Regions from separate parts of the Homo sapiens genome. Here region 1 is linked to region 2. Evidence: chromatin contacts called from ENCODE Hi-C or POLR2A ChIA-PET data. All regions are on one chromosome and are shown on one strand. The core of a region is the stretch at or near the end of the contact, and the rest is flanking DNA. Distances in the headings are between cores, read along the strand shown.

Region 1 (7,079 bases), core at 2,668-5,167, 41 kb after region 2:
AGGAGTGTGGCAAGCCTTGGGGGAGGGGTATCTCTGGCCATGCTCCATCACAGACATTCCAGCACTAAACTCTCTGGGCTCTGAACAGGCTAGAATCCTGCCCCTATCACCTCTTTAAGGAGCTTTTGCTGCCAGCTCAAGTGTCCATGGGGGTTGTGGGGTCTCCTGCTGCCAGGATTCCAGAGGTTTGTGACAAGAGTGGGCCACTGCTCACTTGTTCAACTCACCCCTTCCCCAGGAGTCACTGTGGGCCAGGAACAAATCCCGGTGCTTCATAGCACCATGCAGGGTTCCTAGCTTCCTCCTGCTTCAGCCCAGCAACTGAGTTCTCCCTCCATCCACTTTTGATGCCTTCCTTCTGAAGATCTGCTTGGAGTGTGCCAGTGTTCCCAATGTCCCAGGCTCTTTGTTGGGGATGATCTTCCTGGCTGCCTCTAGTCAGCATCTTGTCTGCCCTCCCAATGTGATGTTTCAATATTTGTATACATTGCAGAATAATTAAACCAAGTTAATTAACATAAGGCCCACCAAATTAGACTTGAGTCCCTACTGAATTTGGCCACTGTTGTGAGAAGGTGTTCTTTATCGGTGTGTATTTTCTGTTGTTGTTGACAGTGTTTCTCCAGATTTTGATAGTTTCTTCTAAAATGGGGTGAGCCACGTATAACCTAGACAATTTCTTTTGAGGTGAATTTTTATAATTTATCCCTAGACAGCAAATCATAGAATGCTTCTATTGTGGAGTGAATTGTGTCCTTTCCCACCAAATTCATATGCTATAGTCCTAATCCCCAGTAGACATTGGACTTTCATCTGACCAGAGGTATCAGGAGCGACCAGTGCTTCAGGATTCTCAAACATGAGCTTGAATTAATGCAAGAAAACTCTGAGCCTACACATTCTTATTTTATTTTACTTTATTTTATTTTAATATTCTGTATGGCAAAGTGGAAAGTATGCATAAGGCACTTCTACTATGTACTCAAGCTCAATTGTTGTCTCAAGGAAAAGTACATGTGCAATTGAGTTTTTTCATGGACAACCATTTTCACTTGAATGAATGACTGATAGATAAATCATGGTTGTTCAGACTTGGGTATTTGGCAGATATTTTCTTGAAAATGAACAAAGTGAGCTTGTTATTTCAAGGAAAACAACTGGCAATATGCGTTGCCAAAGATAAAATTCCAGCTTTCAAGAAAAAAATTGGAATTTTGGAAAGCTTATATCTGCCCCCATGAGCTTGTCAGCTTCCCAATATGTAAAGACATTTTCTGATGAGATTGTTGTTTATATTAACAAATATGATTCAAAAATGTATATAATAAAATGTCAACATTTGAGATATCTGCATAACTTGGTGAACCAATATTTTCCACATGACCAATTCATAGTTTTATAAAATCATTCGTGAGTAAAAAAATACATATTTCAAGTACAAAATAGAACAATGAATTTTAATGTAACAGATGATGAAATGCTCATTGATATGGTCTCAGATCTATGTTGCAAGTAACCTTTATGCAGCTACCACTCGCATTTTGGTATAGTTTCAAAGAATATTCACAATTATCTAAAAAGGCTACTAAAATACCCCCTCCTTTATCCAACTACACGTTTGTGTAAGCTGGATATTTTTTACATATATACTTTGATCAAGACAACATATTGCAACAGCTAGAATTTAGAGGCAGATATGAGAATCCAGGTGTCTTCTATTTTTATTTATTTATTTTTTGAGATGGAGTCTCACTCTGTTGCCCAGGCTGGAGTGCAGTGGCGCGCTCTCGGCTCATCACAACCTCTGACTCCCAAGTTCATGCGATTCTCCTGCTTCAGCCTCCTGAGTAGCTGGGACTACAGGCACGCACCACCATGCCCAGCTAATTTTTGTATTTTTAGTAGAGACGTGGTTTCACTATGTTGGCCAGGCTAGTTTCAAACTCCTGACCTTGTGATCTGCCCACCTCGGCCTCCCAAAGTGCTGAGATTACAGGCATGAGTCACTGCACCTGGCCCCAGCTGTCTTTTATTAATCCAGACAGTAAAGATATTTGAAAATGTAAAATAATGTTATTCTTCTCACTAATTCTTTTGCTTCAGAAAAAAATAGCAATTTTTCATAAAATATTTAACTTATAATAAGTTTATTATTATTTCAAAATTAATTTATAGATTAATATTTTTCAAATTTAATTTTAATATGGCAAGTATCAATAAATATAACCTACATTAACCAAAGCTTGTTAGGATCCTCAATAATTTTTGAATGTGCAAAAAAATTCTGGGCTCCAAATATTTGAGAACTGCTGATATAAAGGAACAGAGCTGTGTTTCCCAAAGTAAGCTCAGGGAACTCTTTGCGTCAGAAACACCCAATTCGCTTGTTATAAAATACAGATTTCTGGGCTTTGTGACAGATTGAATCAGGTTTCTTAAAGGGTCAGCCTGTATTTGTTTTCAATTTTGAAATTTCCAAACAAAGCATTACTTGAATTTAATAAAATTAAGGTAGACCCTTAATAGTGTGGCCAGTTTTATCATCTGAGATTGTAGACAATCAAACTGAATACAACACCTGTTGTATCAGAGATCCAAACCTCAGGAATTATGGCCATGTTTGCACAAATGCAGTGATGAGAGTTCTTTAGACAATATTTTCTGCAAAAATAACTTACATATGGAGAGAAATTGACATATAGATGTGGATTGCATTTGACATGTCTTCTCCAGTTACCTGTGGAGCAGAGTACATATTCTCAAGGCTTTCATTTTTTCTGCTCCAGCATAAAAGCCAGCCACTGTGGTGGCCATTTGAGATGAGGCAGGGGAGGGGTTGGTGCAGTGAGGCTGGGTTGAACACAGAAGAGTGGATCTTGGCAACTAAGACATACAGAAGCCAAGCTAAGGAATGTGTTTTTCTGAAAAGCCACATCTGGACCCCTGGTTAACATCCTGCCTGATCTTTTGCCTCAGACAAGAGACCAACCACATAAAACACACAGAGTGTGGAGATTTGGCCCATCTTTGATTTGTCAGCTATAGTAATACAAATTCAAAGCACTTTGGCTCTACGCATAAATATGTATACACATGCACAGTCACATTTGTGTGTGTTTTTATGGGGGCGCGGGTGGGAATTTCAGTACTCAACTGGGAACCATGTCTCCCTGTGGTCTGCCTCCTGGATAACATCCAGTCTCCTTCTTTGTGAACTATTAAAACAGACAAGTCTGCAGGCTCCTGTTGCTGGAATAAGCTAAACAATGGCACGGGATAGAAACTAAGATCTGGAAATGTGTTTTTGGTACATGGCCCATGATTTCTTGTGCCTTTTTGTGATATCTTCGTTATAGGCATGAGGGCATTTTTACAAAGTCAACCTGCAGTTGTGTGATTTTATAACACGCAGTTCACTTGTCATTTTCCTTTGTCTTATTGATGGAGCTTTGTGTCCATCTCCCATCCCTTCCCCAACTCTACAATCCTGTCCTGGCCATATACATCCCAACATGGTTTCATTCTGATCAAAATTTCTTCTCTTTGATGTCTCCTGAGTTATGTGCAGCATAAAACATTAAGAGGTTTTGTTGTTTTTATTTTTTTCCATAAAGCAAAGGATTTGGCTTACAATTCACTTATGTGTTACACAAGTAAGAAATATAGGTATGGAATATTGATTTGAGTAAAGAAGTCAAAGAAACAGTATCGAGAGTCTATAGTGGCCAAAAATGTTGGAAGGATGAGTTAGACTTGTGTAAGCTTCGAATGCAGGTCAGTATAACAGGCTGCATTCGTGGCTTATTATTGTAGTGACTGTTTCTCCCTTAGTACATTATCTCCTTGTACTAGCTGGGCTGCTAGCCAGAGAATGATACACTGACTGCTCACAGCTCCCTCCTGCCTTCCCACCCTTTTCACCCCTCTTCTAAGAGGTCCTCTGTGACCACACCCCAACTTTACAACTTCCCTGGAGCACCAGAACATCATTCCTTCTTCTTGCCCAGATTAAACTTATATTAAGGGCAGTCTACATGATGCTGGGCATTCATTATATGTTATTCCACTAGATTATTGCCACAATTCCATGAAGTAGTAATTATATAGCCCCTTTTCACAATTAAAGTGAATGCCAAATAAGTGATTTCCTTGTGGTTACAATAGCTAGTGAGTATCAGAGGAAAGAATTCTGGGTGTTCATACCACTGGACTCCCAACTCCCACCCACCTCTACAACTTCGCCTTTCCTGCATTCCCCAAGTGGATGTGGTGAACTAACATAGTCTAAGCAGCGAATGAGTGATGAGTGCTCAATATGCTCCCCACAAGGGGGATTTTGTGTCTTGAAGGAGAGGCCTTAGACATCGGAAAGATTGCTAAACTTCTAGAGGAGTAGCAGAAGGTAGGGGACATGTTTGGGGTCAGAAGGAACCTCCCCAGGAACCTGAAATTGTACCACGTAGAGAAGTGTCACGATTTGGCAATCCTTGGTCCATGTCTGACAAATAGAAATATTTGTTCCTTGGGCTCATGTGGTGTTTTTAAAAACTTGAATATTTGCCAGCAGTTAGAAATTAGGAGATTCAATCTAAAAATCTAGATTTGTAGGTTTTCTCCGCAAATTGGATTATATAACACCACAGGATCTATATTTTTCAATGAAAGCGACTGGCCAGAGCTTCCCTCTAAAGAGGGTCAAGCTCTTACATCATCGCGAGGCTTACCAATCTCCTGGCTTATTTCACTTATTCCTGTGCCACTATAGTCATTTGAGTTTGAGACTCCTGAAGTAGATGAAGGTCTCTTCTGCTCATGAGAGGGGCATCATCCCTAGAGGTGGAGGCTGTGAAGAGGCATGGAGGCTGAATTTCCATTTTCCTATTTTCCTTCAAGAAAGGAGTCAACAAATACATCAGCCTCCATATCTCAAGGCTGGAAAACATTTGACAAAAATAAGGCCTCTGTAAAATAAAATGTGCCTTAGCTTTGTGAGCAGGACTCCGTAAAATAAAATGTGCCTTAGCTTTGTGGGCAGGACTCTGCAGTCTGATAAAGCAATGTTCCTATCAAGATTCAGACCTTTGCCTTGATCATGATTTTTTTTTTTTTTTTTTTTATGAAACAAGGTCTCTACCCAGACCAGAGTGCAGTGGCACAATTACAGTTCACTGCAGCCTCCAACTCCCAGGCTCAAGTGATCTTCCTGCCTCAGCCTCCAAAGTAGCTAGGACTACAGGCATGAGTCACCATGCCTGGCTAATTTTCAAATGTTTTGTAGAGACAGGATCTTGCTTTGTTCCCCATGCAGAGCTCAAACTCCTGGCTTCAAGTGATCCTGCCTTGGCCTCCCAAAGCACTGGGATTACAAGCGTGACCCACCACACCTGGCCTGCTTCAATCATAATAAAGGTGGTGAGGGCCAGAGGGAGTTGGCAGCTAGCTACTTTTACCACCACAATTTGCAAAAGGGATTGAAAACTGTCCAGGCCCACAGAAAAGGCAATAAGCCCATAAAATTCACAGGACTTCACCCACTTTTATAAATATCATCCCCTCATCTAACCTGGTCCTCCCAATGCCCACTCACGGGGAAACTGACTCCCTCTGCTGATCCTAACTGTTCGTGATGATTCTCTGGCCAAGGCCACATTTGAAAAGCCATCAAAACTAACATTTGCATTGTAAAAATCATACTCGTAATCATAATCATAGCAGTCATTGAACTTTATAATGGGCACTATGCTAAGCTCTTCCAATACGATATCTCATTTAATCCCTACAACAATGTTAAAATTGGTTATCATTATTATTCCCTTTCTACAAATGAAGAAACAGAGACCAAAGAGATTAAGTAATTTGCCAAAGATAACACAGATAAAACATCTTGGAGTCAGATTTCAGGCCCAGATATCAGGGATAGTACCCCTGATACAATGGGCAAAGAAGGCTTTCATCTATATTAATTTTTGAAAGCTTTAACTGAAAATTCACAGTAACTAGATAAGATGTTAAGCCTTGCTAATTCTGCCTGCTTTCTTTTCACAGTAAGTGCATAATATATCTACCCTGCTCTCTATTTTCCCTTGCACTTGGTTGATAATAGAGCAGCTAGAACCCTAGTTATATTTTGGATAGTTCTTTTTGTACTTTTTGACATAAGATTTCAAATACTGCTCCCATTCTTTTGCTTATTACCACGTGTGCTTGGTAATAAGCACTTTGGCTCAGTGCTTGATCTCAGTGATCCAGCAATTTGTCCCACTGCAAATACCCTTCATTTCACATGTGCCGTATTGGGAACTCTGTTTAATCAGAGTTTGTTTGACATGTGCTGGGAATTTAGCAGTGAGTAGGAAAAGTTGAGCAGATCTTCAGCCTCTGTTCAAGTCCAGGTAGAACTTTCACCTTAACTGGAAATGACTTAAATCTTATATATAGAGAAGTATGGTGCTTGCATGTCTCAATGATTTTATATATTATATTCTAACAGCCATAATTCTTCTGTTTTACTTGGGTCTTCATGGGAGGGAGAAGCTTCATTTCCTTATTCTCAGAGGGTTATTGTTTTCTCCAAAGAAAAATGTGGTGTGTGCTGAGTTTTGTTTAGGTGGCAACAGAAAAGAGACGTGCAATTCCAAGTTTTTAAAAATTTGAAGTTGAGTGGGTGGCTTTGAAATGTCATAGAAATCAACTCAATTAGATGTTTGGCTGGAAAACATCAGGATGCATTAACACTGCTTAGGCTGGCTTCCTATAGTCTGAAACAATGTTGCACAAAAAGCATATTCAGAAGCATTGCTTGTAGGAAAATTGCTACATAAAGCAGGACTGGGCAGGATGGATTTGGGGGATGGAGAGAAAGAACCTTTTTGGATATGGGCCAGAAGTTAAAGGGGAGTTAGTGATAAAACCAAGGCAGCACTTTTGTGTATCAAAGCACAGACTTCACCTTTGAATTACAAAGCAGGTGCCATGAGCAGGTGGCCTGTAGGTTCACCGTCAGTCACTATCCACACTTCCAAAACATGAGGGTACTCTGTTGGGCCCTCTAGTTGCTCTGCTTACTGGGACTAGGAAGA
Region 2 (6,902 bases), core at 2,807-5,306:
TCATAGAAGTAGACAGCATGAAGAAACTTCTTGATTTAGTGCTACCTGGAATGAATGATTCTTAAATACAACACAGATTACAAAATGGTCAGGATTTGCCATCACATGCTTTAAAAGTTTCTTCTTTATATCACTGGAAGTTGTTGATGGCAATGAAAATATGCAATAGTAACTCTTCAGTTACTATTCTTCAGAAACTTCTAGACTTGCAAACACAACCCTGAGAGGAGAGACTGTTGTCATCCATCTGAGAATATTTGGAAGGTACCTGATAAGGTAGAAGCTGATCTTCAAAGAGTTTAGAAATTCTTGGCAAGTGGAGCCTGTCCTGGAAGTTGGGGCTTTCTGTCTTCTGGGAAATGAGTGCCTGAAAACAATGGTGGATGGGCAACTACAGGTTATGTCTACAGATGTCCAGTGCGAGGCTTCTGCAATGAATCCTTTGACTGAAATGCACAGAATGCTCAATGGAGTAAAAGCCTTGAGTCTTTTGTATCCAAAATTCACTGTGTGGAACAACGAATCACCTTAAGGATGTGGTATGAAGGGTTAGGGAGAAGAAGCTCACACTCAAAAGACCACCACCCTTGTTCCAAACCTCTACTGATCCCTGAACTTCTACTACCAGTCATTCTCTACTTTCCCACTTTTTGGAATTTATGGAAGAAAAAAAAGGTGTTGCCACCAGGCTGTGGATTAATTGATCATATTGACTCCCTAGTTAATTTCTGGGCCATTGGTTGGGAAAAGAGAATGCAAGGAGCCCAAAAAAACTACCTAATCTACAGTTTTGCTTACTTATTATACGGCCTGATGAAACATTACCTTAGAAGTGAGAATGCCTTACAATACACTAGTTTTTGGTGGCCATTTTATTGGATATTTACTATGTGCCAGGTTTTGTACTAAGCATTTCATAAGCACTATTCTTATAAAAGAACCTGAGAGATGGGTAGTATGACTATTTTACAGATAAGGAAACTAAGAGTCCCTGAGGTTAAATGATTTAACCAAGGTCACTGAGACCCAAACCTAGGTTTGTGTAACTCCACTGTCCGATTCTGCTTAGACTTTTGTTATATCTTTAACCAGCTGTCTTAGTCAACTTGAACTGCTATAACAGAATACCACAGACTGGGTGGCTTAAACAACAAACACTTACTTTCTCACACTTCTCAAGGCTGAAAGTCCAATATCAGGGTGCCAGCGTGGATGGGTTCTGGTTAGGGCTCTCTTCCTGGGTTGCAGAAGACTACCTTCTTATTGTATCTTCAGATGGTTAAGAGAGGGATCTCAATTTCATATCTCGTCTTATACGGGCACTAATCCCATTCACAAGGGCTCCACCCCCCCCCAATACCTAATTACCTCCCAAAGACCCCTCTTCCAAATACCATCCCACTGGGGAGTAGGGCTTCAATGTATGATTTTGGTGGGGCCACACTAAGTTCATAGCATCAGTCATAATAATATTTTTCTTCATACTTAAAAATGTGGCTCCCCCTCAAATAGCTTTTAGATGATTTTCCACTAGTGTTTATGGGTTTGCATGCATCCATCCTCACTGTTTGACTCAGTCTCCACTGGGGCCAGCTTTTGCCCACTCTCACTTGTATATACCTCTTGCTTCATCCAAACTAAAATATTCCATGTTCCCATACACGCCCCATGCTTTTCATTGTGTTTCCTTTTGCAAAAGTAGAAACATAGGGGTGGAGGGTAGAAAGAGCTGCATAGTGTTCATCTTTTGCTCAGTGTTGAGGCAGGAAGAAGCTGAAGACATTGTTTTAAGGAGGGCTGTATCAGACATGAGAAACATGACACAGCCTCATTTCCATGTGTATGACCATGGAGGGCAAAAGGCCATTCTCCACAGTTCTCTGTAGTATCAATAAGGCTTCAATCCCAGAGGTCAGAAGGGACCATGACACCATCATGGTCTCCATTGTAGCAGCTTTGCGGACACGGAGAAAAGCACCTAGGAAGGTACACTGTACTCACAGAGAAGGTGGTGGTCTGCAGAGTGGGCATGACTGAAGTGCTGTCCCTCTCAAAACATTGGATAAAGACCAGAATGGAAGAAAAAGAGAGTACAGTACGGAAACACAGATTAAACTCTCTGTAAGATCCTGGAAGTAACTAGAATGATTTGGGAGGGGGCCACTTTTGGTGCTGAGGCCCAACATTATCCAGAGTTGTCAAAGAAATCTGAGTTATCCCCATTCTGTGACCTCACCCTCATTCATACAACCAGCTGGTGGGGATTGGGCAAGATTGAGTTCATTTATTTGGGAAACATGTCTCATATACCTAATATGTGCCAGACACTGCAAAGCTCTGAAGATCCAAAGATAAGGCTCAGTCCCTGCCCTCTCAGGGCTTACATCATGGTAACAAGTCTACTTCTTATGTCCACGGAGGCTTTGCACTGTATATCTCTTAGACTTTTGTCCCAGGGTTGCCACCAGTGGCCACAGAGATTGTTTTCTACACAGAGATTTTGATGTGAATGGCAACCCCTATAGTTGTATATTGCATAGCCTGCACAACCTGCACAACTGCACATGGTGGCCCTGTTTGCCCAAATAATTTCCCCCTAAAATACCTTCCCCTGCAACTCTGCCTTCCAAATTTTTCCAGACGCATCTCTGATCTGAACTCCTCTTTCCATCCTGGCCTTACCACAACCCCCAAGGCATTCCTTTTTCCTCAGACCTCCTTTGATATTTTCTGCCTGTAGAGGTAAACTGAAAATTAAACAGGGCCTCCATGGACCCTTTCTTGTTTTGAGTTTTTTAACTATTAGTTTAGCCTTGTGTTTGTTTAGCTTTTTGCCAACCTGACTCTTATCTCCCTGCATGGTTTTTGGTAGTAAGGGTAAGAACTGTGTCCTATCCATCTTTGTGTCTCCCCAAAAGGCTTTGCACATAATTGAAATTCAATAGGACAAAAGAAGAAAGTGGTATTTAAAATGAGAGACCTTTCAAAGAGTGAAAGATGCCAGTTGAAATGGAGTGTTTGTGACAAAAATCTTCAGTCAATACGTTTTTCAAATTCTTTCAGTGTTGACTCTCAAATATTTATGCTAATGACAACCAGGAAAAGCACAGATATTGGAAATGTACCAAACCAAGACTAATTCTGGCCAACTCATTCTTTTCATCAAAACTTCTGTAAGAGTATCTAACAAGAAAAGGTTCAGGCACCACTGACCTCTCGCAACTCTCCCTCAAGGGAGTCAAGCTCAATTCATGCCTCAGGTTCAAACCATTCGTGGGAGGTCCAAAGCGTGGCGATCTGAGGGTACAAGAGAGAGGGAGGAAGATGGAGGGAGAAAGTGAAAAGGCAAAGGATCTGAAAATGAAAGAAAACATATATCAGTTGTTTACACAGAGCTTGGATTTAGAATCTTTAGATCAGCTAAGGTCATTTCCAATTAATTACTTACGTGATTTTATTCTTATAAAGAACGGCTACTTTTTCCACAAAAGGAAAGGAAGGAAGAAAAGAAAGAATGGAAAGAATGGAAAGAAAGAAAGAAAGAAAGAAAGAAAGAAAGAAAGAAAGAAAGAAAGAAAGAAAGGAGGGAGAGAGAGAGAGAAAAGAAAGAAAGAAAGAAAAAAGGAAAGAGAGAGAGGGAGAGAGGGAGGGAGAAAGGAGAGAGGAGGTGGAGAGATGGGGGAGAGAGACAGAGCGCAATCAAAAGGGTAGGGCAAAAGGGAGCTCTCCAAAAAGACCATTATTTGCCTTTTTGGTATTTTATTGAAGTTCAATATGGTTTAATTGACACAGGAGTCTGGAATGCTCTGAAACTGTGACTAAGGGGACAGCCTCTCTGGGTAATTTAAGCTTCCTTTCTCATTCATAACCTCAACCACAAGGTTGAACTGGCACCCTGTTCTTTTTGAATTTCATGAGTAAAAAATGCACTGAAAACCATTACTCTAGCCAGAATGAGTGCTGCTTCCTCCTGATCCACTTACTGACAAATAGTACATCCTAAACCAGGTAGCTGACTAAGTCCTTAGTCACAGAAACAGAAGTTCTTCATCCGATCAGCCTTTTCCTCTCCCCGTTGGCCAGGCTGCCCCATCTGCTCTGAGACACTGGAGCCCCTTGAGTAAATTAGAAACCCAACTTCAGGGCAGTGAGTTACAAGCAGAAAAACCCCAGCATCCTGTACACTCTGACAGTAGCACCACACAAGGACATTTAGGAAAGAAAATGCAAATAGCTTGACATAAACTAAGAATTAGCAGCCTCTGTGGTCTGATACTAGGGAGTCTGGGAAGGCCCTAATGTCACCCCCACCATCACCACCACAGGGCTGTGGCCTTCTGGAGTAAAGCTCTTATCCTTCCTCAAAGGTCAAGTGATTAAGGCCTCTACCACTTTATTACTCACATCTTCATGTGAATGCATAAACTGAAAGGCATGGACAGGGAGAGAGAGAGAGAGGAACAATGTGGGTTAGAGGGTACATTTCAAACCCCAAATCAGAAGTCTTGAAGTGCAGGGTACCTTTGGGAAAGTGATTTCATTTCTCTGGGCACCATCTTCACGCGAAAGTTGATCTAGCTAGATAATTTTTACATCTGTCTCTCTTCCTTCCTGTCTTCCATTCTCTTTCTTTTCCTTTCTTCTTGTCTACGAGTATTTATTGAGCCCCTACTATGTGCTACACTTTGTTCTAGGCATTGTGAATATCACTGTAAACAAAATAGGCTAAGTCTGCATCCCATGTAGCTTACATTCTCATAGGGGAAACATAATAAGCAAAGAAATACATAATGCAGATAATTCTCACTTTGCATTGTTTTGATATGCATGAATTTTGATTACCATGGTTTATTTAACACCAGGTTCCCAACAAAACAGTTCAAATTTTAGTCACCACAGCATATTAATTGTGAGTAACTGCTGCAAATTTCACTGCTAGCTCTCCAGGCCACAAATGGCTATGTAAGTGACAAATGTTCATCATAATCAGTGACCAATCGCATTACTTCTTTCAAAATCATTCAGTGATTGGTCACTGTGCATCTGTTACTCAGTTCACACAAGGAAAGCAAAGCCTGTAGCTGTGTTGCCTCTTTGTCTCCCAGTGGTAGAGAGATACTTTAGGCAAAATAATTGAACTTCTAAAGTACTACTACTGTTGGATAACACTCCAGGTCAACCTGATTCTCTTAAATGGAAATGTGAAAATTTGCTTTTTACACCCAACACAACCTCATTAATCCATCCAATGGACCACGCAGTTATTTCAAATTTGAAAGCCTATTAGATGTACTTTCAGACAGACTAGGAATGCTCTAACTAGAAATCATGCCATTTTTTTAGCTGAGTTTTGAAAGAAATATGACATAAGGGACGTACTTGAACACATTCAAGCATCATGGCAGGAAGTAACAACAAGTAGTATGCCCGCAGTATGGAAGGAACTTTTCCTATGCCATGCAAGTAACTTTATGGGCTTCTAATAAAAGGTAAATGGAGTTGTAGAAGAAATAGTTGACCATGGCAATGTGGACACACTGCTGCTCTTTGAGAGGCTCTTGATATGCAGCCAGAGAAACTTAGTGAGAGCAAACTTATGAACACAAATGAAAAAGTGATTGTGATGAAAGAGATGAATATATCCCAGAGGAAGGAACACTTGTGAAAAACTTCACATTAAAAGAGCTCTCAGAGATATTTCATGACATTGAAAATGCAAGGGACAAATATTGGAAGCTGATCCAATAAACTTAGAAAGGAGGATGGCTATTCACCAAGAAATATTAAAAAATGTTCTCTCTGCATTGTAGGTTTTATGAAGAGAAGAAAGAAGCAAGCACTGTTCAAACTACTCTTTTTGTAGTTTGTACAAATTTATGCTATACATGGAAAATTTTGTTATGTGTATATCATGTGTAATGATCAGTCAGGGTATTTAGGGTGTCCATCTCCTGGGTACAACAAATTTTTGTTTAACTATAGTCACCTTACTCTGCTAGCAAACACTGAATTTATTCCTTCTATCTAACTGTATATTTGTACACATTAACCAACTTTTCTTCATTCCCCCCTCCCCTCCAGTTCCAGTCTCTATTCTCTAACTTCCCACCCTCTACCTCCACGTGATCAGATTTTTTAGCTCCCACATATAAGTGAGAACATGTGATATTTGTCTTTGTGTGCCTTGCTTATTTCACTTAATATAATGACCTCCAGTTCCATCCATGTTGCTGCAAATGACGGGATTTCATTTTTTATGGCCAAATAATATTCCATTGTGTATGTATACCACATTTCCTTCATCCAGTTTACCACTGAAGGGCATTTAGTTGAATCTCATATTTTTGCTATTGTAAATACTGCTGCAATAAACATGTGAGTGCAGGTATTTCTTTGAAAGATTGATTTTTTTTTAGGGGGCTGGGTAGTTATTCCAAGGGTAGGATTGCTGGATAGAATAGTAGTTTTATTTTTAGCTTTTGAGAAATCTCCATACTGTAAAACTACTCTTGATAAGTTTTTAATTGTGGCAAAACATACATAACATACAATTTACCAGTTCAACCATTTGTAAATGTATCATTCAGTGGCATTCACAATGTAAAAATATATTCACATTGTTGTGCAGCCATCACTACCATCTATCTCCACAACTTTTTCGTCAACCCAAACAGAAACTCTGTGCCCATTAAACATTAATTCCCTCTTCCCCACTCCTCCCAGCCTCTGGTATTCTCTATTTTACTTTGTCTCTATGAATTTGACTGTGCTCATATGAATATAATCATATGAGTAGAATCATACAGTATTTGTCCTTTTGTATCTGGCTTATTTCACTTAGCATAATATCTTTAAGCTTCATCCATGTATTAGAATTTCATTTCTTTTTAAGGGTAAACAAT

The links. A loop is a pair of places that touch in the nucleus more often than their neighbours do. ChIA-PET counts read pairs that join two places held with the same protein, here RNA polymerase II (POLR2A). Pooled maps may share reads with other maps.
Region 1: a map of mammary epithelial cell shows a loop between it and region 2 (4-fold over the local background). The contact joins two enhancer-like sites. A Hi-C loop is called at or near these places in 3 of 168 maps with a recorded cell type or tissue (HCT116, IMR-90 and mammary epithelial cell) and 1 of 50 pooled maps. POLR2A ChIA-PET finds 5 or more read pairs at or near these places in 4 of 52 experiments (AG04449, AG04450, BJ and 1 more).

The regions. Positions count from the first base shown.
Region 1 is chrX:45,666,034-45,673,112 of GRCh38, reverse strand. No RefSeq gene overlaps it. Among named protein-coding and RNA genes, the nearest start is that of MIR221, 77 kb to the left of the region's middle. Within about 2 kb of position 3,917, at least 3 of the 41 ENCODE cell types and tissues checked have a DNase peak (open chromatin) inside an H3K27ac peak, as active enhancers do; they include HCT116 and mammary epithelial cell, where a contact is called at or near this core.
Region 2 is chrX:45,707,670-45,714,571 of GRCh38, reverse strand. No RefSeq gene overlaps it. Among named protein-coding and RNA genes, the nearest start is that of MIR221, 35 kb to the left of the region's middle. RefSeq lists an enhancer at 4,351-4,450. Within about 2 kb of position 4,056, at least 6 of the 41 ENCODE cell types and tissues checked have a DNase peak (open chromatin) inside an H3K27ac peak, as active enhancers do; they include HCT116 and mammary epithelial cell, where a contact is called at or near this core.